Linked DNA regions of Mus musculus: all the other regions are linked to region 1. A link is a loop called in an ENCODE intact Hi-C map of the cell type or tissue named here. Cell type or tissue: left cerebral cortex. All regions are shown on one strand.

The links. A loop is a pair of places that touch in the nucleus more often than their neighbours do. Peaks named below come from ENCODE experiments on the same cell type or tissue, not always from the same donor. Only the 100,000 strongest peaks of a DNase experiment are listed, where the experiment ranks them.
Region 2: it touches region 1 in a loop (2.9-fold over the local background); 9 of 42 quality-filtered maps call a loop at or near these places.
Region 3: it touches region 1 in a loop (6-fold over the local background); 5 of 42 quality-filtered maps call a loop at or near these places.
Region 4: a loop joins it to region 1, with 3.0 times the contacts of the local background. A loop is called at or near these places in 10 of 42 quality-filtered maps.
Region 5: a loop joins it to region 1, with 5 times the contacts of the local background. A loop is called at or near these places in 4 of 42 quality-filtered maps.
Region 6: a loop joins it to region 1, with 4 times the contacts of the local background. A loop is called at or near these places in 24 of 42 quality-filtered maps.
Region 7: it touches region 1 in a loop (5-fold over the local background); 24 of 42 quality-filtered maps call a loop at or near these places.

Annotation. Positions count from the first base shown.
Region 1 is chr3:30,600,082-30,604,081 of GRCm38, forward strand. It overlaps Mynn (myoneurin), which reads left to right and starts at 2,006. Exons shown (of 8, transcript NM_030557.3): 1 at 2,006-2,614; 2 at 3,423-3,719. The coding sequence starts at 3,454. It overlaps n-TVaac8 (a tRNA gene), which reads left to right and starts at 1,189; the gene lies at 1,189-1,261. In left cerebral cortex, a CTCF peak has its summit at 2,215; DNase peaks (open chromatin) are centred at 258, 806, 1,224, 2,025 and 2 more places; H3K4me3 peaks cover 3,560 bases; H3K27ac peaks cover 2,938 bases.
Region 2 is chr3:30,954,081-30,958,080 of GRCm38, forward strand. It overlaps Phc3 (polyhomeotic 3), which reads right to left. Exons shown (of 15, transcript NM_001165954.1): 4 at 3,929-4,000. Among named protein-coding and RNA genes, the nearest start is that of Phc3, 13 kb to the right of the region's middle. In left cerebral cortex, a CTCF peak has its summit at 1,510 (motif pointing left); no DNase peak of the experiment used is centred here.
Region 3 is chr3:30,994,106-30,998,105 of GRCm38, forward strand. It overlaps Prkci (protein kinase C, iota), which reads left to right and starts at 1,666. Exons shown (of 18, transcript NM_008857.3): 1 at 1,666-1,980. The coding sequence starts at 1,880. In left cerebral cortex, a CTCF peak has its summit at 1,817; DNase peaks (open chromatin) are centred at 1,356, 1,621 and 2,051; H3K4me3 peaks cover 2,137 bases; H3K27ac peaks cover 1,378 bases.
Region 4 is chr3:30,810,663-30,814,662 of GRCm38, forward strand. It overlaps Sec62 (SEC62 homolog (S. cerevisiae)), which reads left to right. Exons shown (of 8, transcript NM_027016.2): 6 at 1,634-1,694; 7 at 3,572-3,691. Among named protein-coding and RNA genes, the nearest start is that of Sec62, 20 kb to the left of the region's middle. In left cerebral cortex, no CTCF peak of the experiment used is centred here; a DNase peak (open chromatin) is centred at 2,424.
Region 5 is chr3:28,803,840-28,807,839 of GRCm38, forward strand. Rpl22l1 (ribosomal protein L22 like 1) reads left to right here and starts at 1,669. Exons shown (of 4, transcript NM_001347226.2): 1 at 1,669-1,704; 2 at 2,664-2,753; 3 at 2,898-3,019; 4 at 3,348-3,585. The coding sequence starts at 1,696. The coding sequence ends at 3,492. Gm32950 (predicted gene, 32950) reads right to left here and starts at 1,512. Exons shown (of 3, transcript NR_166194.1): 1 at 1,423-1,512. In left cerebral cortex, no CTCF peak of the experiment used is centred here; a DNase peak (open chromatin) is centred at 1,585; H3K4me3 peaks cover 1,956 bases; H3K27ac peaks cover 1,093 bases.
Region 6 is chr3:30,966,868-30,970,867 of GRCm38, forward strand. Phc3 (polyhomeotic 3) reads right to left here and starts at 2,548. Exons shown (of 15, transcript NM_001165954.1): 1 at 2,507-2,548. The coding sequence starts at 2,520. In left cerebral cortex, no CTCF peak of the experiment used is centred here; DNase peaks (open chromatin) are centred at 1,906 and 2,548; H3K4me3 peaks cover 1,760 bases; H3K27ac peaks cover 1,593 bases.
Region 7 is chr3:30,790,967-30,794,966 of GRCm38, forward strand. Sec62 (SEC62 homolog (S. cerevisiae)) reads left to right here and starts at 1,910. Exons shown (of 8, transcript NM_027016.2): 1 at 1,910-2,417. The coding sequence starts at 2,382. In left cerebral cortex, no CTCF peak of the experiment used is centred here; DNase peaks (open chromatin) are centred at 1,930, 2,284 and 2,998; H3K4me3 peaks cover 2,390 bases; H3K27ac peaks cover 1,583 bases.

The DNA.
Region 1 (4,000 bases):
ATTTGCAAGAACCTTTCTCAAACACGCTGAATGTCTATTAAAAAAAAATTCTCTTAAGTCCTTGCACTGTGGTTAACAGTAGTGTTCCAGGGCGAGTGGGAAGCTGGAGGAAGACCCTTAACACCGGCCTTGGAAATATCGCTACAGGAAGGCTCTGCCTGGCTTCTGTAAGGATCAATTTCAGGGAGTGCTGGGGTGTGAAACGAGTTTATGTTCTGTATAGTAAAGTAAACAACGTTACATCTTTCCTGTCCTTTCTAAAGATATACACAAAAAGGCAAAACCTTTTGGGTTTTGTAAGATGGTGCATTTTAGCACAGGCTGCCCTCGAACTCAGCGGAATTCCCCTCTTCAGGCTCTGAGTTCTGGGATGCTCGGCTCCCCTCCTTCCCCTTTTCTTTTCTCCGTTCATTTCTCTCTCTCTCTCTCTCTCTCTCTCTCTCTCTCTCTCTCTCCCTCCCTCCCTCCCTCCCTCCCTCCCTCTTCCCCCCCCTCCTTCCCCCCTTATTTCATCCTTTTCTTCATCTTCTGGATTATATCTCTAGGTCCTCCGAAGCTAATTTTCATTTCCTGAGGTTGATGTTTTAGGAATAAGAACATGTCTGCCATTTGGTAAGAATATAAATGCCTTAGATCATTATGAAGTTCAGTTCAGAAAAAGAAAGTACACTGCGCAGCAAAAAATGAACGTCTTGGTGTCTGGTTTCGCGCATCCTTTAGGGGCTTTAAAACAGCACACAAATAGAAGCTTTGGTTTCGAAGCAGGATGGGGAAAAGGGTAATTTACACGTGCTTCCACCAAAACCCGCCAAAGCACTGTACTGCGCCAAATCACAGGCCCTGGCTACAGCGCGCCGCTGCTTCCCAGCTGGAGGAAAGCATAACCTGTCTAAAATGAGAAAAAAAATGAAATTCGGCCAGGAACTAAGTGTGCCTGCTGGTCTCTAGTGGTGTACCCGCCGGGCTTAGCAAAACAAGAAAAAGACAGAATGAATGAAAGGAAGGAAGGGAGAAAAAGAAATTGCAAACAAGTTCAAACTTTTAAATAGTCTCAGCCTGTTAAGTTAACTGTGCTTTGTTAATATTTTTTCTCTCTCCTCATTGAAAAATGCATAAACCTTAAACAGGTGTGAAACGTATATGACGACATCACATAAGAAGAACATTTCAACACACCAGTGCAACCAAGTTTCCGTAGTGTAGTGGTTATCACGTTCGCCTAACACGCGAAAGGTCCCCGGTTCGAAACCGGGCGGAAACATATCTTTTAAAACGGTAACCCGCCCATTAAAGAAACGACCTTGAATCAGCTGTTTTAATGTTGATAACAAACGCCCCAACACACAGACGAGAGCAGCAACAAAAAGGGCTGATGAAGTAGGTAGCTACTGATTCTAGAAGGCATTCTCCCAATCTCTAGCCTCTGAAGCATGTCTGTATTCAGTTTTCTCCCCTCGAGATTCCATTTCCCCCCCCTCCTGTCAGGCTAAATTTTGTTCTTAATTTATATGTCAACTTCACTAAATATTTCAGAATTAACACATTATCGAAAGGGTTTGACAAAAAGATGAAATTAAAAAGAAATTTATACTCAGACATATAAAAAAGTAGCCTCAACATTTTTCTTATAAAAACGACTCGTGGTTTTATTCACAAATTCTTCACAGAGATATAAGCAAAAAGATTCCGGTATGGAAAAAACTCTCAGAGTTTTTGAGACTGTCTTTTAAATAAAGTCACAGGTAAATTCCTTAAAAAGCATAAACGTAACTTATACCAACAAACGTTTCAGTTGTGCTTTTTAAGATTTATGACGTCCGCAGGTTCTAGGGAAGAACACATCAAAACTTAACTTTGCTCTTCTCCCTTTACTGCACTAACTCTGATTTCGAGGTAAATAACTGTGCTAAAATTATTCTGGTTCAGACGTAGGAAAACCTTTTCCGGTAGAAAGCCCACCTTCCTCCCACGTTGCGCATGCCCAGTGTGCCCTGCTGCTTTGCTTTGCTTTCGAACATCTCATCTCTGTTGCCAGGTAAGGGCATTCTGGTAGATGAGCTTTGGTGAGCCGGTTCAAACAGAATTCTGGGGGTCCCAAGAGCTTTCGGATATGCAAAAGAGGAAGGAGTGATTGGTCTCGACTTAAGCATATCCCTCCCACTCGCCCCGGTCAAGAACCAGGGTGCACAACACAGTCATCTCCACTGGAGGGGCGCTAATGAAGACAGGATGACAGGCGAGGAAAAGAACTACAACTCCCAGCATGCAGCGCGCAGCGCGGTTCCCGGAGAGGCCGGCTCTGCACTCAAGCCCGGTCTCCATCCAGAATCTGGGCCGACAGCTGCGGGCTGACAAGGTGAGCAGCTCGCACCGGATGCGAGTGAGCAAGGAGGTGTGATCCGGAGACCTGGGCATGCCGGGAAGTCAGGGCTCTGAGACCCAGCTCGCCGGCCCTAGTAGACTTTTAGCGTCCTATCTCCGGTGTCCCCAATGGACCACACACCCGGACGTGACGCTATCGCAGAGGAGGAAGGGAGAGGCGGAGCGTCGCAGTGACGTCCTCCCAAGATGGCGGTGAGAGAGTGAAGAAACTGTTTCCCTTGGGCGGCTACGGGTGAGTGCCGCCCTCTGTCTGGCCTGTCGTCCCTGCGTTCTGGGATCCCGGGGTCTTATGTGGTCCGGCGCCTCGGAGATCGAGCGCGATTCGGGGCGGAGGAGGGTGTCTAGGCAGAGGCAGCGTCCGCGGTATATGTAGTCATGGCCGGTGCCGTGGGAACTCGCGGGAGTGCAAGCTGGGAGTGCAAGGCAGCGGTGGCCGGGGACTGGCTAGGACTGTCGCCCTCCGCCGCTGCCAAGCAAGCAGCGGGCAGGCAAGGGGTGTGTCCTCCTCCGGAGAGTGATGGAACCTTTGACACAGCGGGTCGGGGCGTTCCCGCCCCCTTGCACTTGCCTGGAGCTTGGAACCTCACCATCTCTGCTTACAGGGTTCAGTGATCAGAGAGCAATGGGAACAACTCGTATCGTGTTCTTATCCTGTTTCAAGGAGGCTTTTCTTAGTCTATTTGTTTAAGCACCTTCAGGTAAAGATGCCTGTTGGAGCTTAAAAGTTTGAGGGGTCAACTCTAGAAGCTTAGGATTTTACGGCCCTGTTTACAACTGTGACATGTTTTTTTTTGTTGTTGTTGTTTTTGTTTTTGTTTTTTTCACTGCCTTTTATTGCATTAGTGTTCTAGTGCAGTAAAACAAAGAAAAGCATTTAATCACCACGAGTGTTCGATGAGGCTTTTGGGGGTTGGGAGGCAAAGGAAGAGCTGTGTTCTTTGGGTTTAGTCTTTTGTCCCACACTCCCTTACCGCTGCATGGGTGAATGTTTGATGAAAGCTTACGGCTATCAGTTCACCGTCTCTTCTTGTCTTTTTTAGATCAAGGGTGAAATCCCATTCTGCTAGCAAAATGCAGTATTCACACCACTGTGAGCACCTTTTAGAGAGACTGAATAAGCAACGGGAAGCGGGATTTCTTTGCGACTGTACCGTAGTGATTGGAGAATTCCAGTTTAAGGCGCATAGGAATGTGCTTGCCTCCTTTAGTGAGTATTTTGGGGCGATCTACAGAAGCACTTCTGAGAACAATGTTTTTCTTGATCAGAGTCAGGTGAAGGCTGACGGATTTCAGAAACTGTTGGAGTTTATATATACAGGAACTTTAAATCTCGACAGGTAAAGTACATGTTTTTATTCAGTTATAAAATCTAGTCTTTAGAGCTAGATTCCTGTTTTTCCAGTTTGCTCTCCATGCTCATTCTCAGTGTTGTTACACAACACACACACACACACACACACTATAGCTTCAGTAGAACTGTTGAGGATGAAAAGATGTTTGGTAAGCACAAAAAACACATTAAAGCTGGTGGTGGGCGGCAGAGGCAGGCAGGACCTAATAAATTCAAGGCCAGCCTGGGCAACAGAGGAAGTTCCAGGACAGCCAGGGCTACACAAAG
Region 2 (4,000 bases), 350 kb after region 1:
CCCGCTCTTCAAATACAATGTTACTGAATAATTCAAAAACTGATTTGTTTGGCCAACTTTCACATGCAAAGCCTTTTCTGTCTTAGCCTGCCACAACAGAAAACCACAACCGGACAACTTGAGCAACAGAAACATAGGACAGGCCCGTGCTCAGTGGTAGAGCTGCATCCAGCCTGTGTGGGGGCCTGCATCAATTCCCAGCACCACAAATTTTAAAGACAGACATTTGTTTTTAAGTTGAGAGTAGTAAGGGAGTCCAACCCAAGTCTCCAGTGTGGGGTCTCTTCTGGTAACTACCTTTTCCTATATCCTCCCATGCTGGAGGGATCTCCGAGAACGTTTCCTCTTTAATAGGCATCGGTCCTCTCATAGGAGGGCTTCACTCTTAGGACCTCATTTAACTTTAGTCAGTTCACTACAAAGTCTATTTCTAGTTAGGTTTTCAACATATCAATTTTGGGGAGACACAATTCAGACCATATCATCATTTACTGAATCCTCTCTTTTTCATCTAAATGCAGGTGTATCTAGATGAAGAAAAAGCTAGAAGTCTACATAGAAAATCAGAAAGGCTCGGAGTGCAGGCAACCTACTGGCTTGCTTGCCCTAAGTTACATCATTGGCCACTTACAGAATTTAACATGAAAACCCACATGCATGCAATCAAGCTTTCAGAATACATCTTAGGAGCAGTGATATTACTGGGTATGCTCATAACTTAAATTCTTTTTAAAAAAGTTTTAAATTATGTGTGTGCATGTGCACGTGTGTATGTGTGTATGTAGGAAGGGGGATTACAGGTGAACTCAGTGCTTACAGAAGCCAAAAGGAGGCATCGGATCGCCATGCCCAGGAGAAGCTGACCAACACAAGACCCCCATGCTCAAGAGCACCCAACCAACAGAACAACTCAATCGTACTTCTGTGGACTTGTTTCAATTTGCTTTGTTTTGGTGATTTCTTTTTTGTATTATTGGTCTTTTGCTTGCTTGATTTTCGTTTTTGTGATTTTTTTCGTCTCTTGTGTTGGGGGCACTGTTTGTTTGTTTGTTTGTTTGATTGATTTGGGTTTTTGGGAGGAGGAAGAGAGAAAATAAAGTTAAGAGGCTGGAAAGTAGGGGAAGGTCTATGATGAGTTGTAAAGGGAAAAACCACGATCAAAGACCTCATCATAAACCCAGACAGGGGCTGGAGAGATGGCTCAGTGGCTAAGAGCTCCGACTGCTCTTCCAAAGGTCCTGAGTTCAATTCCCAGCCACAGCCATCCGTAATGGGATCTGATGGCCTCTTCTGGGGTGTCTGAAGACAGCTACAATGTACTCATATAAAAAATAAATAAATAATAAATCTCTAAAAATAACATAAAATAAAACCAGACACATGGGCTGGAAAGATGGCTTAGTGGTTAAGAGCACTAACTGAACTTCCACAAGTCCTGAGTTCAATTGCCATGAACCACATGGTGGCTCACGACCATCTGTAATGGGACTCGATGCCCTCTTCTGGTGTGTCTGAAAATAGCAACAGTGTACTCACATATATAAAATAAATAAATCTTGAAAAAACAAAAACAAACAAACAACAACAACAATAAAAATTAAAACCCAGACACACTGACTCTAGTAGAAGAGAAAGTGTGGAACAGTCTTGAACACACCGGCTCAGGAAACACTTCCTAAACAGAGCACCAATAGCTCAGGCACTACGGGCAACAATTAATAACTGGGGCCTCAGAAAACTGAAAAGCTTCCTTTTGTAAGGCAAAGGACACTGTCAACTGGACAAAACAGCAGTCCACAGAGCCGGAAAAGATTTTACCAACTCCACATCCAATAGAGGACTGCTATCTAAAATATATAAAGAACTCAAGAAACTAGAATCTAAAATGGGGTATAGAATTCTCTATAGTATCTCAAATGGCTGAGAAACACTTAAAGAAATTTTTAACATCCTTAGCCACCAGGGAAATGCAAATCAAAACTACTTTGAGATTTCATCTTACATCTGTCAAAATGGCTAAGATCAACAATACCATAACAACAGCTGGTGCTTGTAAGGATATGGAGCAAGGTAAACACTCCTCACTCCTACCAGCAAGAGTGTAAACTTGTAAAACCACTTTGGAAATCAATATGGTGGTTCCTCAGAAAATTTGGGAACTGATCTACCTCAAGACACAGCTCCATCCTACCACGAGGATACTTGCTCAGCCATGTTCATTGCAGTTATATTCATAATAACCAGAAACTGGAAACAACCTAGATGTCCCTCAGCTGAAGAAAGGATAGAGAAAATGGGTACATTTACACAATGGAGTATTGCTCAACTTTTTTTTTTAAAAAAAATGACATCATGAAACTTGCAGGCAAATGGATGAAACGAGGAAAAAATCATCCTGAGTGAGGTAACCCAGACCCAGAAAGGAAACCACGACTATATATTCTCTCATAAGTGGCTATTAGCTGTTACGTAAGTGCCGTCAGGCATGGGTCTGCTCTCGGTCCTTGGTATATGTTACGACTGGTAGGCTGGTGTTCTTGTGGGACTCCTAACAGTGGGAGCAGGTGTGCCTCTGATTCTTTTGCCTGCTCTTGGACTCTTTTATTCTCTCCTATTGGGCTGCCTTTTCCAGCCTGGGTATGAGGACCTTTTCCTTGTCTTATTGTATCCTGTTTTATCTTGTTTAGCTGTCTCTTGAAGGCCTGCTCCTTTCTGAAGGGAAATGGAGGGAGTGTATGTGGGGGAGAGGGGAGCTGGAGCTGGGGCAGAGCTGGGAGGAGTGTAGGGAAGGGAAACTGGTCAGGATGTGTAAGAGAAGAATCTGTTTCCTTTCTATCTATCTCTTAATTTTTTACTTAATTTAATTTTATGTGCATTGGTGTGAGGGCATCAGATCCCCTGGAACTGGAGTTAGACTTGTTAGCTGCCATGTGGTTGCTGGGAATTGAACCTAGGTCCTCTGGAAGAGCAGCCAGTGCTCTTAACAGCTAAGCTATCTCTCCAGCACCTTTTAATTTTTTAAGACAGGGTTTCTCTGTGTAGCCCTGGCTGTCCTGGAACTCATTCTGTAGACCAGGCTAGCCTCGAACTCAGAAATCCGCCTGCCTCTGCCTCCCGAGTGCTGGAATTAAAGGCGTGCGCCACCATGCCTGGCTAAGAATCTATTTTCAATTGGGGGGGGGGGGGAGAGGGAGGGAGGGAGGGAGGAAGAGAGAGAGAGAGAGAGATTGATTGATTGTTGTTTTTAAGTCATTCAAAGACATGAAACACTTTTCAGTACTTCAAGCTTTCAAGAAATTCTGAAACTAAAAAAGAATTGAGAATCACAAGACATTAAGCAGACTCAATGGAAAAGATGTATAAAAATACAAAAAGGCTTTAATAACATTCAGATTCTCAAGAGCTGGAAAGACAACTCAATGGCTGGATGGACTGCTCATGCAGAAAACTAGAGCCAATTCCCAACACCTACAGTGCACAGCTTATAGACACCTGCAACTTTAATTCGAGAGGGATCTGATGTCTCCGGCCTCCTTAGAGCTGCATATACGGGCTAGAGAGATGGCTCAGTGGTGAAAGTCACTGACTACTTTTCCAGAGGAATGGGGCTCAAATCTCAGCATCCACATTGGCAGCTCACAACTGTCTGTAACTCTAAGATCTGACATTCTCACAGACACACGTGCAGGCAAAACACCAATGCACATAAAATACAGATAAATTTTTAAAAAAGATTTATAAGACCTGCATAGCACAAACAAATACATAATAAAAATAAGCCTTTTATAAAACCTCAGATTTTTAAAAGTTTAATTACTCCCATTTCCAGGCACTCATTAACTGAACAGCAGCTTTATGAACAACAAGTTTACTTTTGGAAAACAACAATTAAAATGTTTAAATCCAGGAGAAGTGTTAGTATACTTACAGATGTCTGGGACATACTTGACTGTTGTGTAACACTGCCTGTGGGGGATGTAGATGGTCTTCCACTGGACAA
Region 3 (4,000 bases), 390 kb after region 1:
AAAAGTGGTAAGGAATAAGAATTTTTTTTAAAAAAAGAATTTTCTGTGAATTACCTTTTATTTCTTCATAAATATCTACTTCTTATATGCTAGTTATTTTTCTAGAGCTTTATATAATTGTAAACTTGTCACAAAGCATTAAAAAGTTTCAATAATGCAATTAAAAATTGGTGATCTCTGCCTGGAGAGATGGTTCAGTAGTTAAAGGCACTGGCTGTTCCTCCTGGGAACCTGGGTTTGATTCCCAGCACAACTATCTGAAACTCCAGTTCCAGTGTATCTGGCACCCCTTTCTGACCTCTGCAGGAACCAGGCGGTGTGTGGTGCTCATACATAAAATAATAATTAAAAAAAATGACCATCAGCAATCAATCCATATTTAACGTGATGATGCAGCCTCTAATTGTTAAAAAAAAAAAAGTTATTTAGTGGAAATTTTCATATACTCCAAATTTGTGGACGTTGGATGAAGCTAGTACCAAGCTAAGTGTCACACATAGTAGCTCTGATAAAGCAAGCAACCAAATCTAATGTATGATTATAAAGAAAGCTGCTGGGTAGTGGTGACACATGCCCTTAATAGGACCCAGGAGGCACTAGCAGGCGAATCTCTGAGTTTGAGTCTAGCCTGACAGAATGAGTTCAAGGACAGCTACAGAGAGAAAACCTCTTACCAACCAAAAACAAACAAACAATAACAAAAAGAAAGCCATATCTTTGCTTATTTCAACAATTTGCACATGTTGCTATCTGAGCTGACCTGGTGGCTAGATTCAAGCTACCTTAAGGGTAGAGTAAGTGATACAGGCAAGATCTGAGGAAGTCCGAAAGTAAGTTACACGGACAGATTTTTTTTTCTAATTCTCGACCAGACTAGTGTAAGTAAAATAAATGCTAATGAACTGACACACTAGTTAAGTATTCACTGGGCACTTTCTTCTATAGAATGGCAATATTCACGGGTTGAGGGCCTTGAAGAAGTCTCTCTCCTGTGGTATCTCCCAATTGAGTTTCTTCTTTCGTTGCATTCACTAATGCTTTTGCTACCTACATTATTAAATTCTCCCCGAAAAGGATTTGCTGAGCAGGTAATCAAATCTTGTTCCCCCAAAAGGGAACTGTTTAATTTCAATGATCAATGAAATTGACATGGAGAATTTAATTGGAAGGAGATTCTACATCTTGACGAAGCCATCTTTCCAGTGCCCTCAGATACTCAAGCGGTTTTCAGGACTTCCATGCCTACAACTCCCGGGAAGCACAAGATCGAAAACGCGGCACTCTACACTTAAGGAACAAGTCCCAGAATCCCACCGGGACTCCAAATCCCAGAATCCCGCGCAGCAAATACATTCCGGAAGCGTGGCGGGCTAGCTGGGACGAGACTAAATAGAAGAAATAGGGGAAGCAACCTTGAGCGTGGGTGCTCTGTAGGTTGTTTTGTAGAAATCCTTCCATTTAAAGGCGTGGTTTACAATTACTTATATTAATATCCAAGTATATTCCCATTTCAGAGCGTCTGTTAGTAGGCTGGTGGGTTCTGTTCCCTCTGCTAGCCTCTTCTCCCCCCCGTGAGGATGAGAGCGCCGGGGCTCCGCGACTCCTGAGCCCGCCCTGCCGCGGAATGCGGCCTTGGGAGCGAGCGTGGTGGGAGGAGCCGCGGCGGGAGGCGTGTTGTGCCGGGCGGAGGGAGGAGCGCTGGGGCTCGGGCTTGGCGGCGAAGCGACCCCTTGCTCGCTCCGCGCCGCGGGCTAGGCGTGTTGGTCGGCGAGGCGGGCGGCCACGGCTTCCCGACAGGCTCGGGAGGCCGAGACCCTCGCGGCGCCCGGCGCTGCCCCGGCCCCCTCGGCCTCCTGCGGCGAGGCGGGGGAGTGAGGAGATGCCGACCCAGAGGGACAGCAGCACCATGTCCCACACGGTCGCGTGCGGCGGCGGCGGGGACCATTCCCACCAGGTCCGGGTGAAAGCCTACTACCGCGGGTGAGTGTTGGCGGTCAGGGACCCGAGCGATCGTGGGGGCGGCGAGAGGTGCGGTTGGTGGCACCCTGGACGTATGAGTGTAGGTCGCCAGGAGTCGGCGGAGGAGAGTGGGCGCAACCGGAGGGGAGGACAAATCAGCTGACGGAGAAATTTGCAACTGTTTCGGGACTGGGTGGATTGAAGATTTCGAGGGAAGCCTCTGTTCACTCACTACTGTGGGCACGCAAGCCTGGACTGCTTCGTTAGGTGGCTCCTTTCATTGCAGACAGGCCTGAAGCCTCCGTCTTATAAATCAGGTTTACATCTATCCTTCGCCGTGGGAGAGTTCATGAAATAAGTCTGGACTATGGTCAGAGAGCCGCTATAGGTGTTAGAGTTAGTACCAAAGTCGATACTTTTTAATAGGATGTGCACTGGATCCTGGGTGGTCAGAATTAAGGTGCAAATGTGCTGACCCACATTTTGGAAGTTAGGGTGAGCTATCGAAAGGTGAGAAGCCAAGGCTTTAAATTCTAGAAACGATCTTTACCCCACTTGATTACCAAACGTTTAAACTAATGTCTCTGCCAAAAGTAATCCAGTTCTGAGCATAGCCCAAATCATTTTCTATCGTGACTTATCATAAAGTTCTTCCTCTCCTTTGACTTCAGTGTGTGGTTTGAGATAATTTAGGATCTCTGCTGAGGTGAAAGGCCAGCGTGAGCATAAAGACTGGAGAGCAGGGATTAACAGAAGACCTCTCTGCTTGTCTAGGCAGAAATAAATTGCTTTTAAAAGCTTCAAGTGCTACAAGGTTAAAAGAGCTGTGCGTGCTTTCACATTCCTGAGGGGATCAGTGAAGATAGCAGACCTTCCCGGTTCTTTCTTGTTTTCCTTTCAAGAGAACTGAAGCTGCACATGTCTTAATGTGTACATGTAAGGCCTTAGATTTGTGTGTTATCTTCCAGCCTCTGACATTGACTGATTTGGGACTAATTCGTAGAATTTGCAGTAGACAATGTTCTTTTCACTTAAAACAGAGAAAATGAGGTTAAAATAGTCTCCGCAAACGCACTAATTTTTTTTTTTTTTGAAATTTTTAAAAAGTTGGTAGTTGTCATAATAATTGCTTTAGGCATTTTGGTTCATGGTCAGCCATGAACAAACTTTGCAAGATTGGAAGAGCCACAGCCCATCCTTCCGAGGACAAACACACAACTTTCTGATAATTTGAGAGACATTTGTTTTAGAGCAGTGGTTCTCAATGCTGCAACTGTTTAATACTCTTCCTCATGTTGTGGTGACCCCAATTTATTTTGCTACTACCTGTAACTGTAATTTTTCTACTGTTATGAATGTAACATGAATATCTGTGTTTTCGGATGCTCTTAGACCCCTCCCAAAGGGATCTAGATCTACGGATTGAGAAACGTTGCTTTTGAGTAGGTTCCACTTATAAAGTTAGCAGCCTGTGGCGTATTAGGTGTAGAGGAGGAAATGCCGTGGATTCTAAAGAAGCTGTCTAGTTGACAGGTTTACAGACGAGAGTTCAGTGTAAATGCGTGTGCTTGGTAAGAGAGTGCATATTGTGTACATGTGTCAGTAGCACTGTGGCTTTTCACCCTCCAGTCTCCAAAGGCTCTGTTGTGGGTAACTTCTTCTGCAGCTTGCATTTACTGTTTTAAAGGTTGTACTTATGGAGCTGGAGAGAGGGCTCAGCCATGAAGAACACTCGATGCTCTTCCAGTGTATCCAGATTGTGTTTGAAGAACCTGTGTTAGGTGACCCACAATACTGCAATTCTAGTTCCAGGACCCCAATACCCTCTCCTGGCCACTGTGGCACCCCCACCCCACCCCCCATACATATCACATGTGTGTGTGTGTGCATGTGTGTGCGTGCACACAGACACATCAATCTCAAAAAAGTTGCATTTATGTTTCTTTATTTAAATTTATTTTATTTTTATGAGTACACTATAGCTGTCTTCAGACACACCAGAAGAGGGCATTGGATCCCATTACAGATGGTTGTGAGCCAC
Region 4 (4,000 bases), 210 kb after region 1:
ATATAAAAATAACTTTCAAAAAATCTACGTTTCTAATCTAGTTAGAATCAGATTTGACTTCATTTGAGTTATTAAAAACCATGAAATTATAGTAGCTTAGTACAACACAGGTTTCCTTTTTCTTTCTCAGTAGCATGCTCTAGGAATGAACAGCACAGGCATGAATCACCATGGCAGGCCCATGCTCCTCCTTCCTTTTTTTCTGTGTTAGAGTCTTCTTGCCAAGGTGCCTCGTGGTCCATGATGACCTTAACTGTATCCACAAGAGATAAGAGGCAAACCATGCTAAGGACACTTGGGTTCACTAATTATGTTCATAATCTTGAAGATGCAGTCTTTATAGTCAAGATTTAATTTGCCCAGTTAAAATACAGAATTTCTGTTATCAAGAGAAAAAAAGAGCAGACTGGTTCATGGGGCTCACCTACTGATCTCTGGCACTTCTACAGTGCCAGACACATCTCTTGAGGGGCCTGAAATTTTCAACATTTCTAATGCTTTACACAAGGAGATAGTTTTATTCTATCTTTTCTAATGAGATTTGTGTGGTAATGGCTTTGCATGAAGACTGTTACAGTAGTCACTTTACTACAAAAAAGTAGTCCTTGCTGCTAAACTGTTGGAATTCCAAGACACACTTATGCCAACTGTTGTACCTATAAGAAGCAGTGTCTCCTAGGGCTGGGTGTTTGAGACTCTGCAGTAGGAAGCACTCAGATATCTTAAGTGTTAAGTGTATCCCTGAGTACTAGATACTTCACAGGTGCTATAGGAAAATACAGTGCAATTCTCTGCAAGGAAGCTTTTTTTAAAAAAAGATTTATTATATGTAAGTACACTGTAGTCTGGAGACCATGGGCATTTGACTTGAGCCTTCAGAACTGACTGGCAGATTGCCCATTGTACCAGGAAAGAGAGATAGATCTATTAGGGAAGAAAGCAAGCTGAACAAGCTTGCCATCTTGAAAAGGCCAGGCTGTGCATGTGCACGTGCGCGCACACACACACACACACACACACACACACACACACAAGAAACACTGTATCTCCAGACTTAAAATTGGAAATTTCCCTTTTATTAAACATAGGTTTTTAAGCTGAATATGGTGGTGTACACCTTTAATCCTAGCACTTGAGAGACAGATCTCTGTGAGTTTGAGGCCAGCCCCTGGTCTGTATAGTCAGTCAGTTCAAGGCTAGCCAGGGCTGTTATATAAAGAAACTCCATCTAAAAAGGGTGGGGGGATGTTAGAGGGTTGGGGTTTTTTGTTTTGTTTTTGTTGTTGTTCTTAAAGTGGTTACTAGCAAAACTAATGTTTTAAAATCTGATTCCCAAGAAAAATATAAACAGTAAAACAGGTTTATTCAGAACCCCAAGTGTTAGAAAAATACAAATTAATCAGAAAAAAATAAAGGGACTTGTTCAAAATATACTAAGAAATGGAAAAATACTGTAATTTAGAGAAGCTAGAGCTAGGAATACCGGTCTTTTAATGGCTGAGTGTAGTCTTAATTGGAAAGGGAGAGTTTAGAGTGTTCAGAGATGGAGACTGGGGAACTGCAGTAGAGAAGTAAACTTATTACTAATGTGACCTTAGAACTTTTAAGCATTGAGGTTTCTTGATTCTTCTAGGTTTTTGTGTGGATCTATGACCCAGTTCACATTAAAACATTTGTCATGGGATTAATTCTTGGTAAGTAGGAGAATATAAGTAGCTTTTTAGTATACTCTAAACTTTAGAGGACAAATGCAGGGCCTCAAAAAATACTTTTAAATTTAAAACAAAGTAAGAACTCTTTAAGAGGATATTTTAAATAAAGTTAGAAGATAAGTAACAAACTCAAATTATTTGCAGCAGCTAAATCATTTTTAAGGTATTAACATGGTAGAACAAGATAAATGTAGCTCACAGGAAAACACACCGACCATTCACCTGGTTAAGGATAAATCAGATACAGAGTGAAGTAACAAAGATTAAGATTTCAGAAATTGACACTGAAGTCCTGGGGTGGAGGGAACACTCCAACAATTGATGATGGTGCCTTCCTTTTTCTTTCTTTCCAGCAGGCAGTTTGGCAGTGCCTTCACATTGTAGGTGCTAGCACACCGCTCCTGTAAATCCTGTAGGGTTTCCCTTATGTTCCTTTTCATGGACACAGCCAAACAAAGCAATATTCAAATTTTAAATGCTTGTATCTTTTGGCCTACCAATTCCATTGAAAGGAATTCATTGTTATGGCTTTTTGAGTGTCATTAGTTTTTGTTTATTGTTAGTGTCTGGGATCAAACCCAGGGTCTTACACGTGCTAGACAAGCACTTCACCACTGAGCTCCATCCCCAGTCTAGAAGTCAGTCTGTTACATAATCCCAGTCATATGATGTCCATGTGCGAGTAGACTTGCAGGAGGATTGTCTCTTATCATGTAAAACTGAAAGTAGTCCCCACTCCTTGGGAGGAGAGTAAACATTGGCAGTGTAAGAGAACAGCATGCAGCCTTTGAGATAGGAAAAGAGAGCTGCCAGAGCGGAAGTTGCATACTTTCCTCTAGTTAGAAAAGGGTATTTGTCACTAATCTGTATTGTAAGTGAGCAGTCTCTGGGAATAGGATAAGCTTTATAGTGTTTACCGCTGAACAGTGGGACAAAAACTCGATGATTCCATCTTCACCATAGCCTTTGACTCGTTGTTTATATTGTGATCAAACTTGTGTATATATATATATATTTTTAATTTGGGGGACAAAAATGGGTGGGAAAGAATAATTGAACAGATAGCAAAAACATACTATCTAAAATATGATTGGTTAATAAGATATTTTAGGATCCCATTTAGAGAAACTTATAGTAAGAGTTAAAACTTAGTTAAACTCAAAAGGCTCATGCTGTGGATTGCTTCCAGTGTGGTAGTCACTTTGTCATAAAATCCTTGTGACGTCTCATTCCAGCAAGAACAGGCACTTATCAAGATAAGGTAAATTAACTTTGGAAGGGTTACTTAGCTAACGTGTGGTAGAGCAAGAGTCCTGTTCTTAATGATAAAGACTTAAAAGACTTAATAACCAGTCTTCTCATTTAACAGTTTTCCAAGAGGCCCTACCATAAGTGCAAAAAACAAACAAACAAGCAAACAAACAAAAAATCCTAGAGATGCTTATATAATTTCCCCAACCACTCTGACCTTTTTTTTAAAAAAAAGCTTTGTGAATCTGATTTCCCTGGAGTGGGAGGTGGGGTGTTCTTTGGTTTTGTTTTGATCTAGGTTTCCCTACTCCTAATATTAAAATAATATTAGCTTCAAAATGACAGTAGTTGGTCATTTAAGGAGTAGTTTTAATTTCTAGATAGTATTTTTTATAATTAAATGTAATTTAGGTTTAAAAAATGCTAACCTAGTTTAAGAACAGTATAAAATGTTATGTTAAATCACATGAAATTGCTGATAATTCATTATTCCTATACAAATGTTACTTTTTTGTCTCCATTTTCAAGAATATGTTCACTGTTGATTGTAATGAGGCCATTAAAGAATTTATTCTAAAAGTTACTCTGTAACTCTGTCATTTCTCCAGTGATTGCAGTAATAGCAGCCACCCTCTTCCCTCTCTGGCCAGCAGAAATGAGAGTAGGTGTTTATTACCTCAGTGTGGGCGCAGGCTGTTTTGTAGCCAGCATTCTTCTCCTTGCTATTGGTAAGTCTTAATAGTGATACTGATCTTGGTATAAGGTAGGTATTTGCATGTAGACTTTTTCCTGGAGCTCCAGTGTAGCTAAACAGCAGAATTAATGCATATAAGTCAAGAAGTGTGCCGTCCTCCTCAGACAAATCAAGAGTTCAGACATGACTCCGTTGGCGCTGATCTGGAATCTGCTCTAGCTTTTCAAACGTTCTTGTTTTGTTAATACTATATTTGATAAACATAATTCAGCACATTATAAAGTATGATTTATTATATATATATTTGTATTTGTATTATAGAATGATTAAATTAAGTTAAAAT
Region 5 (4,000 bases), 1.8 Mb before region 1:
TCCCTGGGGTCTCCAGCCTGTTGGGGGTTAGAGGCATCATCTCTGAATGAACACAGACTGGGAAGTCCTCTACTGTATGTGTGTTGGGGGCCTATATCAGCTGGTATATGCTGCCTGGTTGGTGGTCCAGTGTTTGAGAGATCTTGAGGGTCCAGATTGAGACTGCTGGGCCTCCTACTGTAGAACAGACCCTCTTCTCAGCTTCTTTCAGCCTTCCCTAATTCAACAGGGTTCAGCTGCTTCTGTCCATTGGTTGGGTTCAAATATCTGCATCTGACTCTTTCAGCTGCTTGTTGGGTCTTTTGGAGGGCAGTCATGATAGGATCCTTTTTGTGAACACTCTATACATAGCCTCCCTCAGTAATAGCCCTGGGGCCTCCCCTTGAGCTGGATCCCACTTTGGGTCTGTAGCTGGACCTTCTTTTCCTCAGGCTCCTCTCCATTTCCATCCAGGTAATTCTTTCAGACAGGAACAATTATGGGTCAGAGGTGTGACTGTGGGATGGCAACCCCATCCCTCACTTGTTGTCCTGTATTCCTGCTGGAGGTGGGCTCTAAAAGTTCCTCTCCCTACTGTAGGGTGTTTCATCTAAGGTTCCTCCCTTTGAGTCCTGGGAGTCTCTCATCTCCTTTAAATAATTGGCTTAAGTGGTTATTGTTATGACACAGAAAGTTGCCAAAGATAAGCAAAACAAAAATTTTAAATGTCAATTAATGGCCTATTTTCAAAATATCTAATGATCATTTTGATCTGCAGAACAGGAAGCCCTTTAGGAAGAAATGTCAACCCTGGCCCCTGCCTGAACATTTGGAACGAAAAGTTTTTGTGATTCTTAAGGCAAAAAGATTTTAAAATTTAATGAAATTGATTTCTTCTAAAACCTCAGCACCACTAGCACCATACCCTACACTGTATTAACGCCTATTACCGATCGCTTGGATAGAACACAACTCTTACATTCTAGGGCCTTTTCCAAATCAACAACTAAAGTCCATCCCATCTCCTGTCCCTAAATACTAGAGTTTCACACTAACAGAAACGTATACTACTGAACACCAACAGCCTCACCACTTTTCTGACCTGGCGTCAATTACAACCGCTCAAAATTCAAATGCTTTTTTACTTTCTGTCATCAAGGTACGTCCATCCTAGTGTACTTTGTAAACATTGATAGTTAGGTTTCAGCAGATTGTGAGTCAGTAAGTAGAAAGTACAATAAATTATGCCTATCCAATAAACCCAAAGTGTACTCAACTTGTTCTTCTCAGAAGGACATCCTCTACCTTAAAAGCTAGGCAAAGCATAGAACTTTTTCTCTGGAGGACTATAATCGCAACATAATAGAGACGATCATAAAGCAACATTGAGAGTCTGCCTTGCCCTGAATTATAACAGATAACTCCTGCATCCCTTGAACTTACTCCACTCTGGTTTGTAAGTTTGCAAAGTCCACAGCCAGAGCAGAGAATCAGTCGGCTCCGGCTTCCCACTCGAAGACGCAGGCGGAAACCAAACGCCAGGGCATCCCCGCCCCCCAACGCCACGCCTCCGTTTCCTAGGTGACTGCCAAGCACTCCGTGCATATCCGGTTCCGAGTTGCGTATTTCGCACGCTCTGCGTATGACGCAGCACGTTTTTATATAAAAGCGTGCGTGCGGCGCAAGCCCGTTCTCTTCCCACGGCTGCAGCTCAACATGGCGCCGGTGAGTGCGCGCGCGTGTGCGGGGCTCGGGTATTACAGGTAGCTATTGCGTCTAGCGAGCGGGAGCGCCGCAGGAGAGAAGGCGGTGGGAAGAGAGTCGGCCTGGCGGCTCGACTGGGACGATAGAATCCGGGTTGCGGAGCCGTCCGTGAGTGCCGTGCGGCCTGCGCGGCGGGAGCCGGGCCCGCGACTAGCTTAGTATCGGCGGGCGCGGTCGGTCTCTGGGCCTCTGGGTTTCTCCATGGCCTGTGGTCACCCTGTCAACGGAAGAGAGCCTAAGTGGCCAGGTCCGCGGTTGCAATGACGTTAGCAGTTTGAAGAGCGTGGTTTAAACATTTGGAAAGTCACTATAACCAAAATTGTTAAAAATAAGGTTGCTGAGTAAGGATTCAAAACTGAGTGACGTCTGATGGCCCCATCGGGACTGCCTGTTCACTGCACGGCAGTGAGCGAGTCCACCCCGTCATTCACTCAAATGCCAGTTCCGGGTTTGCGATAATTGGAGGGTGGTGAAGGTATTATTAATTGGTAGCCATTTAGGTGACTCTGTTTGGACCAATTACAATAAAGCATAAAGAGACCCATTACCCTAAAAATGGTGTTTTAAGTTCAGATAAAACTTGAAAAGCACCCAGGTGGGTGTTTTAATTTGAAATTGGAAATAACATCAGTTACAGTAGGAAGCAGTTCTTCATAATCAAGCAAGATTTCTCTACTAAAATAAGCTTACACTTGGAAGGTACTTAACTGGAAATGATGACGTTTCATGGGAATTGAAACATTGGTTTAAACCAAGCTAATGAGTAACCTTTACATAGAGCACAGGCTCCTTCAGGTGTTGGTCAAGTCTGTGTATAACCCATTATACCAGATGTATGCTGAGTTGGTAATTTTTTTCTTGGGAATTCAGTGTCTAAGCTGAATAAACTGCTTTAATGGCATCATAATTATGTCTAGCAGAAAGACAAGAAGCCTAAGAAGTCCACCTGGAGGTTTCATTTGGACCTTACTCATCCAGTAGAAGATGGAATTTTTGACTCTGGAAATTTTGTAAGTGTCTTACTGTGATTGCATAGTTGTTGGCATTTAAATGTAGTACTTGATATTAACCTAAGCTGTGCTCCTAGGGTACCTTCCCTAGTGACCATCTAGGGTTTCCTTCCCTAGTTTTGCATTCTTTCTGTTTGAAAATAGGAACAGTTTCTACGGGAGAAGGTTAAAGTCAATGGAAAAACTGGAAATCTTGGCAATGTTGTTCACATTGAACGCCTGAAGAATAAAATCACAGTTGTTTCTGAGAAACAGTTCTCCAAAAGGTCTGTTCTTCTGTTTTTACGTTGTGGTGGGATGTCTCGTAGGCATTAGTCTGCGAAAATGGCTGTTAGTCTGTTTAAAGGTGTTTGCATATGAGTCAGGATGACTCTTGCTGTCTATTTCATTTCATAAATGGGGAATATTAGTATATTTTGAGTCAACAGACAGCAGATTTCATGGTGTGTTGTACTAGGGGGTTGAGAGGCTGCTCTTGTCCTGGTTGCTTCTTAAAACCAAAGTCCTAGTGAGTAGGAGTTACAAATGTGGCAGTGCGTGTTTTCATGATAGGATTGATCACACATCTAATAAACTCATGGTTTTGTCTCAAAGGTATTTGAAATATCTTACCAAGAAATACCTTAAGAAGAATAATCTCCGTGATTGGCTACGTGTGGTCGCATCTGACAAGGAGACTTACGAACTTCGTTATTTCCAGATTAGTCAAGATGAAGATGGTTCAGAGTCTGAGGACTAATTGGCCTCTGCTTGTAATACAATGAAAGTATTCTAAAGAAATATAAAATTGGACTTTATGAGAAAATAAAAGTCATTTCACTCTATAAAAACATGTATGGTTCATCAGTGTGTTGGATGCCTAGAGAAAAATTTGGGTTGTGGAGTGATTCAGGCCTCTTCCTTAATGAACAGAAAGGCTCCTTGTGGGTGAATTATTCATGCTTACTGCCTGTTAGAGCCAACAGTTGGGTACCACTAAAAAAGGGAACTCCTGAGTTCTTGCCTTGATGGGCCATTGTTCCCCAATAAGTGGGATTTGAAGCAAAATCCAGATTGTGGAGATGAGACAGAAGTCTTCTAATAACCTCAGTATTGTTTCTACAAAGTCCTTGACATGTTTCCAACTTGGTTTGTAGATTTCAGTGGTTGGCTTTGAGTGCTTTTCTAGTTTGCCTAAACAACCTTAGTTGACAAGACCTGTGAATTTTCTTAGCTTTGTGCCCAAATCCAGCTTTCTGCAAAGTTAG
Region 6 (4,000 bases), 370 kb after region 1:
AAAACACAACCAAAATATGTTGTATGAAAAAAAGAATTTTCAATAAAAAAAGACAAATTTGAAACCAAAAGATAAAGTAGTGAGAGAATATTAAGAGGGTGGGGCTTGAGCACTATCAGAGTCCTTACTGTGTTCTTGGGTATATGGGGGAAGAGCGGATGTGTGTATGTACCTGTGTGCCCTGCACATAAGCAATTATGGACAGTTCTGACCTACCATGTGCGTGCAGGGAATTGAATCCAGGTCCTCTGCAGGAACAAAGGCACCTAACTACTGAGCCATCTCTCCGCCCCTCAGAGTCATTCTGAGAAGATTCCTAAGGAGTAGCTTCCTTCCTGGTTTAACTGTAGCTGCCGTGCAGTTATTTAAAGTGTCTTAGTACACCTGGCACGGTGGCACATATACATGCAATCCCAGCACTTGAAGAAGGTCACCCTTGGCTACATCATACTAAGTGATAGGCCAGCCTGGGCTACACAACACCCTTGTTTCAAAAAAAATAGATAAAATTAAAAATAAGATCCTAAGGACATGTTAGTGGGACTGAAGAGATGGCTCAAATGGTTAAGAGCACTGTTATTCCAAAGGACCTGGGTTTGATGCCCAGCACCCACACAACCCTCCAAAACCCAGTTCCAGGGGATCAGATGCCCTCTTCTGGCTTCCAAGGGACTGGGCACATACATGGCAATAATGTACACACATATACGCAGCTACCTATACGTAAGAAATTTTAAGTTCATTTTTTTCAATTCTCAGTAGCTTTTCTTAGACGACACCATTGTCCTTACTAACTCTAGTGTCAGAAGTTTAGCTTGATACCGGATTAGCCCACTTAAGTAATAAATAAGAAATAAAGAAATAAAGTAGCAAATATAAGCAACTTCTTACATCTTTACAAAAATCCCCCCCCCACAGAAAATTGCTCTAAAATTTGGGGGTGTGGAATATAATTTATTCAGCTTCCAATGCACAACCAGTAAAGTACACGTTTGTACCAAACTTTCTAATCTTTTCCCTCCAGTATTATGATCTTATGTCATTTATGTTGTAGTACAAATTTTTACCCACTGAGAAATCTATACTTTAATAAAGCCAAGCCTCTAAGGGCTTCCATGCTGTTACAAACTAAAACCACAGTAGCTGTCACCCCAGGCTCAGAAGGCCCCATGAGAATCCACTGGATTCCTCCTTCCTTGTCTGTCTTTTTCTCCTGAGAAATAAAAGTTGAACCGGCTGGCATTCCCACCGTCGACAAGCCTGTAACAAGAACATTTACTTCTCTTTCTTAAAAATCAAAACAAAATAGGGTGTCACTACGTAGCTCAGGCTGGCCTCAATGAGACTCAGGAGTCTCCAGCCACCATAGGCTGTATTAACAGCTCCAATATACAAGGGAGAAAGTAAGGTGAAAGGAAAAACAGATGGGGCTGCTAACTTCTTTTAGTGGGAGCTGAATCACATTTTTAGACGTTCTGCTGTTCATTTCCTTCCAATCAGCAAACCACAGTATCATATGGCACCTGCTCAATACTACACTCAATCAGCAGTAAGGTAAAATCTTGAAACTACTGCGTGTCAAAACACTTTGGCACCGGGACCAATGGCATCCAAGCCACCACCGTAAACCCTGGCCTTTCAAAGTCTTATTCTGCTCAGCTGTGCTCTCAAAGCCCAAAGGCGGGCGAAGAAGACAGTGAGTTCTGACGAACCAAAAATGGTCAGGGAACCTAGACAGTAATTCTAAACATTGGATGTGTGCAACTGGGCAAACCATCGCTTTACATTTCGAGGCCTGGTACAAAAGAACACTTTCGGGGAGCGCACGGGCTTGGCACGGAAATACTTGCCGCGTTCAGCTCTGGCACTCCAGAGGCCTACCCGGGAACCTGAAGTTTCAAGTCGCCAACTGAGCATAGCATCACAGCGCTACCCAAGAATGCGGCCCTCCAGGGAGGGAGGCTCGCCGCCGCAGCCCGAGCCCGGAGGGGGACTGCAAGGAAAGGCCGGGGAGGTGGGGAGCCTCGGCCGTGGGCCGCAGCCGCTGTCCGGACGCCTCCCTGCGCCTCCCCGCGCCCCCGCCGCACGGACGGACGGACGGACGGACAGACAGACGGCTACGGGCCCGCAGGAGCCAGCGCGGAGGCCCGGCGGCGCCTGCCCAGCCGGACACACCTCGGCGGGGACCGCGGCTGGAATGACAGCCCCGGCCGAGCGCCGCAGGGCTCGCGTCCCGGGAGAGCCCGGAGACTAGGGTCCCCCGGGTAGCTGTGCGCTTAGGACCACACAGCCCCGGGACCGCACGGCGCAGCACGCACTCCCGAGGGGAGGCTGGCTGGACCTGCCATCCTCCTCCCACAGTCGGGCTTCTCCACCACGCCGTGGCTCCCGCCTCGCCTCCGCCCTGCACCGCCAGCCTCGGAGCCCCAAGAGCTGCCTCGGGGGAACGTGTCGCAGCCCTCACTCGCCCCCCGGTTACGACATCAGTCACCAGCAAGTCACTCACTCCGCTTCCGCCATCTTCTCTCCTCCATCACTAACACGAAGTGCGCATGCGCCTCCTTTTCCCCCTGCAAGAGCCAAGAGCCGAGGGGCGGGATCTGGGGGGCGGGGGGCGCAGAGGTCACGTGAGGCCAGCGACTGCCAGGCTCCCTCCCACCTCAACTCTCTCTGTGAGGTGGCCTGTGTTTCCCTAAGTGGTCCTTCCCAGACACCCTCTATTTCTATGGCTCAGAATCTTTGTCTTAGCCCGGGGTCTGCGACGAATATAGAAAAAGTTCTGCTTAGCGCTGGAAATGTAGAAGTTGCTAGAATACTTTCAGAAACGTGCATCAAGTCTTAGGTTCAATACCCAGCCCCACATAAACCAGACATGGCTAGGCCCTTAGAAAGTGTTGTTTTGAATAAAAATTCAAAGTCATCCTAGACTATATAATGTAAAACAGAAACCCCATGATCCTGGTTCTATAAGAAAGCAGACTGAACAAGCAGCAGCCCTCCACAGCCTCTGCATCAGCCTCTGCATCAGCTCCTGTTTCCAGGTTCCTGCCCTACTTGAGTTCCTGTTCTGATTTCCTTTGGTGATGAACGGTGCTATAGAAGTGTAAGCCAAATAAACCCTTTCCCTCATGTCCTGCTTTGGGGATGGTGTCCCCATACCTTGCAAGGGTAAGCTTCTGTTTCCTGAACCTAAGATATCCTGAAAACCATGCTTTTTAACCTCTGCTGAATTTGTAACCCCATGATGTATACTCCTTTGCCTTGCTAAACTCCTGAACATCTCTGATGACTCCCCTTCCATATAGTGTCTTACCCTTGTATACCTCACAGCCGGCCTTGAGCCCTGAGTCCCCCCATTCTTCTGTCCTGGTGCTAACAGCCAACGCTCTCAACAGCTGTAATCTATCAACCCTAATCCTTGCCCCACAACAGAGACCTCAAAAGCCAGTGAGGGGCTGCTTTCTGAAACCTGAACTTGGATGAGGCAGCCTTTAGCCAGTCTAAGTATAGCTTGCTTAATCAGACAGTTGTGGAAATGTTTTTCCCCACCTCGGGTCTAACAGAAATTTTAAGGCTAGCCTGGGATATGTAAGACTGTGTTTAAAAAAAAGAAAGAAAGAAAGAAAGAAAGAAGAAAAATTAACTACAACTATAAAACATTAAAAATATGTATCCAAAATAGTCTGAAAAGTGGATTTTGTAGACATACATACACAGTGTGACTTTGCTTCATAGATCCAAGAAATAAGCAAATCTCTGTTGCTCTTGACTGAGAAAGAAGCATAGTGATCGTAAACAGTGTCTCCTATTTCCTGAGATGAAGTGCACTAATCTCAGTGTCTCAGGGTTCCATTGCTGTGATGAAACACCATCCCCAAAGCAGGTCATGGGAGAACGAGTTTATTTGGCTTACACTTCTATATCACCGTTCATCACCAAAGGAAGTCAGAACAGAAACTGAAGCAGGGCAGGAGCTGATGCAGAGGTCATGGAGGGCTGC
Region 7 (4,000 bases), 190 kb after region 1:
CTTTGTTCCTTTAAATAAGACTAAGTCTGTCTTATTATTAAGAAAAGACCTACCTGTTCTGTCCCATAGTAAGGAAAAGCCTGCCTGCTCCTTCTGCTCTCTCTGTAGCTTCTTTTCCTATCCTCCTTCCCTCTACATTCTGCAGATTGGTCTCTTAGTTTTTTTGTGTTACCTTATAGTTTCTAAGTTATTCCACTCTGCATTCTCCTTCTAATTTTCTCTCTCCTCCTGCTCTGATGTCACAGCAATGCTCTTACTCTCAAAGCCTTTTCTCCCAATGCTCTGCCTTTACTTCTAAGTTCTTGAGCTCAGTTCTCTCTAAAAAGTTTTTATGTCATGACTAAAAAAATTGTCCTCAGTTTAGTTTTCTAAAAGGTTCTGTTCAGATCTGACTAAAAAGTCCTCCTCAGCCTAGTTCTGTTTCTTTCTCTGTCGGCAGCACTTATACATCTTTTAGAACACATGATCACATGGTAAAAAGTTCGTCACAAGTTTACTCATAAATTCAAATCATAAATTGAAATAGAAGTTTACAGCAGAGAATGTTTACATGTATATCCATTAGGAGTAATTACCTGGCTAAACATTCATCCCCTGTCACAACTCTACAGGGTCACAGAGAGTTAAAAAACATAACCAAGTTACTAGTGAAGTTTTGTATAGATAAACCCAGTCAACATTGTATCTTCTGTCCTAGCACCTATAATATAATCGTAGTTCCCTTTTTATGACTTTTGGTTAATGGTTTTACAACCTTTTGGAATGTGCTCTGAGTAGTAGAGGCAATTAACTGGTGACAGAGACTGGCAGAGTTCTCATTGCAGTTTTGACAGCTTAATACATACTGGTACAATTTTAGGAATCCTTACAGGATCATCATTAAGAATTAAGTCATCCATTTGTCTATATAGCATCCCTACAAGACAGTACATCTCTGTAGATCTGCAACTGCAGAGATCTGCTCAAAGAGGTAGGCTAATACCTAGTGATTGTTATATATGTTTAATAATAACAGGAGAAGCATATTAATAGTAGGAATCTTTCCTAAAATTATTTTCTCCTGGGCTTTGCCTATGGGAGCAAATCTGTCACGGATTATGTTAATCTGAGGCACACAATCTCAGGGAGATCATCTGCTAGCTATTAGCTTGTCCTGACAATCATCTGGGTAGGAAAGGCTAGAGAAAACAAGATATTGTATGTTCCAAGTTTTGTGTTAATACGTAAGAATTATTAGTTCTCCCCTGCTTCCTGACAGCAGAGCCAAATTACAGATCTCTTGAGAGTAGAATTGCATAGTTAAAAACAAAAACCACCAACCTTCAGCTATCTTAGTATATAAATGATCAGGCATCAAAGTACTGAGCTTTGCTTCAACTACATATTATTATGTCAGATATATGAAATAGAAAACTTTAAGGATTTTGAAATTAAGTTTACAATGCAAAACTGAAAAAAAAAACCACAACAACAAACAGGCTACCAGGTTCCATGATGTTTGGGGGGGAACAGAGAAGACTTATAAATTCAACATACACACACATCCCATGTACACGCAAAGTGGATATAAAGGACAAAAGAAATTTAAAATGATTAACTGACTCAAGGGATAGAATTAAACTTTATTGGTTTTATCTTTTCTGCATTTTTTCAACTTTCTTACAGCCACAATGTCATCAGAACTTGTACCTAAGCACTTAACTACCCATGTCTTTGGTCTAGAAAGTTCTGGAATAATAGTCATATAGCAGGTCGTCAGAATAGTCATATAGAAGTGGCCTGCAGTCTACTGCATCCCAACTAGTCTTGCTCCTTTCCACCTTAACTTCCCTGGGCTCATCCAGCCTTCTGGAGTCTAAGGATGGGTTGTGAGGTGTCACGTGAGGAGCGGACATTCCAAGGCTTTGGGGACGAGCTGTGTTTAATGGAGTCAGACTCTGAAGTTGTTTTCCACCTTTTAAGGGGAACTTGGCGGGACTGAAGTGGGGTGCCACGGGGCTCGCTGGGGCAGGAAGCGCCACAGGTGACGCTGTGCGCCCCGGTGGTCCCGGCGGCGTCAGCGACTCTGAGGGGCGGGGCCCGGGGATCTGTGTTTACACGCCAGCCAGGTGACTCGGGCGTTCAGTCAGGGCTGAGAGCCGACGCGACTTGCCAGCCTCCAGCGCTCTGACTCACGTGGCGCCGGCCTCCGGGACCAGAAGCAGAAGCAGCCCGCGTCGTCCGCCACCGCACGGACGGCGGGAAGACCACGGAGGCCGCCCCCAGCCCAGAGCCCGCGGCGGGTTACATAACGGGCCGCGAGCCGCCGCGCTCTCGCGAGATCTCAGCCGCCCCCTCCCCGACTCGCTCCACGTCAGAAGGAACCGGGCGGAGCGGCCAACATGGCGGAACGCAGGCGACACAAGAAGCGGATCCAGGTAGCTCGGCGGGGCCGTGGGACCGGGGACGGGCTCGGGCGCGCTGGGACGAGGAGGGACAGGGGGAGACGTCCCGAGCGGCCGGACGCCCGGAGGCCGTCTCCGCGGGGTCGCGGCGCCGGGATGGTCTCGAGGCGGGACGGTGTTAGCGGCCGCTCGGCCGAGGGCTCTGTGGTGCGTCCGGGGAAGGAAGGAGGGAGGGAGGCGCGGCGCTCGAATCCCGCGTCCGGCCCCGCGTTCCTGCGGCGGAGGGCTCGGGCCTGCGCGGGGAGCGCGGACGCCAGGCGCCGGCCGGCCTCCCTCCCTCCTCCGTGTCTCCCTGGCGTCCCGATATTAAGGCCACGGTAGCTGGGGTGGAAGGAGGGCTGACCTGCGGCACCGCCGCCGGTTCTTTGTGCTTGCAGACGGTCGGTCGGTCAGCTGGCCCCGGGCCGCCCGGCCCCAGGGCTCCTTCCAGATGTTAAGCGGCGTGTGCCCTCCATTCCCCTCCCAATGGCTCTTTTAACCGAATAGCCGGGCTTGAACCTTGCCGGCTTTCTTCCAGGCGACACGATGTAAACAAACCCTGCCCGGTCAGTGCTGCAATGGGCTGGTGGCACCCAGAAACCTTCCACATGCCAGCTTGTCAGCCTCACGCCCTACATACTGTGCCTCCCTCATCCCTTATGAATGTCACCTGAGCATCTCTTCCCCGCAGTTTTCGCCCTGTTGGGTGTCCTTTGTTCGATGCACCTTAAACATGGATGTGAGCGCCTCAAGAGCTCACTCAGAAACCAAAGGCCTAAGTTGATGGTCTCTAGTAAGTTGTTAATATGTCAGTCACAAGTTGTTACACTCATTCTTGTCTTTCTGTTCCCCACGTAGGATGTCTTTTTCTGTTTTCCTTTTATATCCATTTTTTTAAAGACTTATCAAGTTATTGGCCTACAGGCCTTTTGAACTATGTAAGTTACAGTTGAAAACAATTTTAAATACTGTGGGAAAGATACCAGTGTTCAGTGAGTGTGGAAGTTGGCAGGTGTGACAAGATAATTTTGAACAGGTTACAGAAGGGAACTAGAGACAGATTCCAAGTTCACATAGGTTTTTAAAACCAGAGTGTCAAGACAATAGAAATTTCTAATTATGCTATTCCCAGGCTTTTGAAATTTAGTATTATGGCTTAATATGGATACTTACTTTATTAGAATTTGTATTGAAGTTGTTAAATTTGTGCTTCCTGCTCTCCTTATGTTTACCCTTGGCAGGACAAATTTGTACTTTTTTGCTCTTTACTACACATTATTTTACAGTTTTATCTGCTTTTCAATATTGCCATAAAGGTAATGTAATGTACTTTTTAAATCGCTGCTCATATTTCAGTTATGAGTGTATGTTAGACAGAAAAGCAGGTAGAGATGCTTTATGGTGCTCTTTAGTACCATAGCTACAAGTTAGTTATCTTATGCCTGTTTGTTCTCTAGCTCCACCAATTAGGTAACAAGGTTTTTTGCTTGCTTGGTGTTTTGTTTTGTTTTGTTTTGTTTTGTTTTTCTCAACTTCTGCATTTGTAAGAAGGATCATTTACCTTTGAAAAAGAAAAG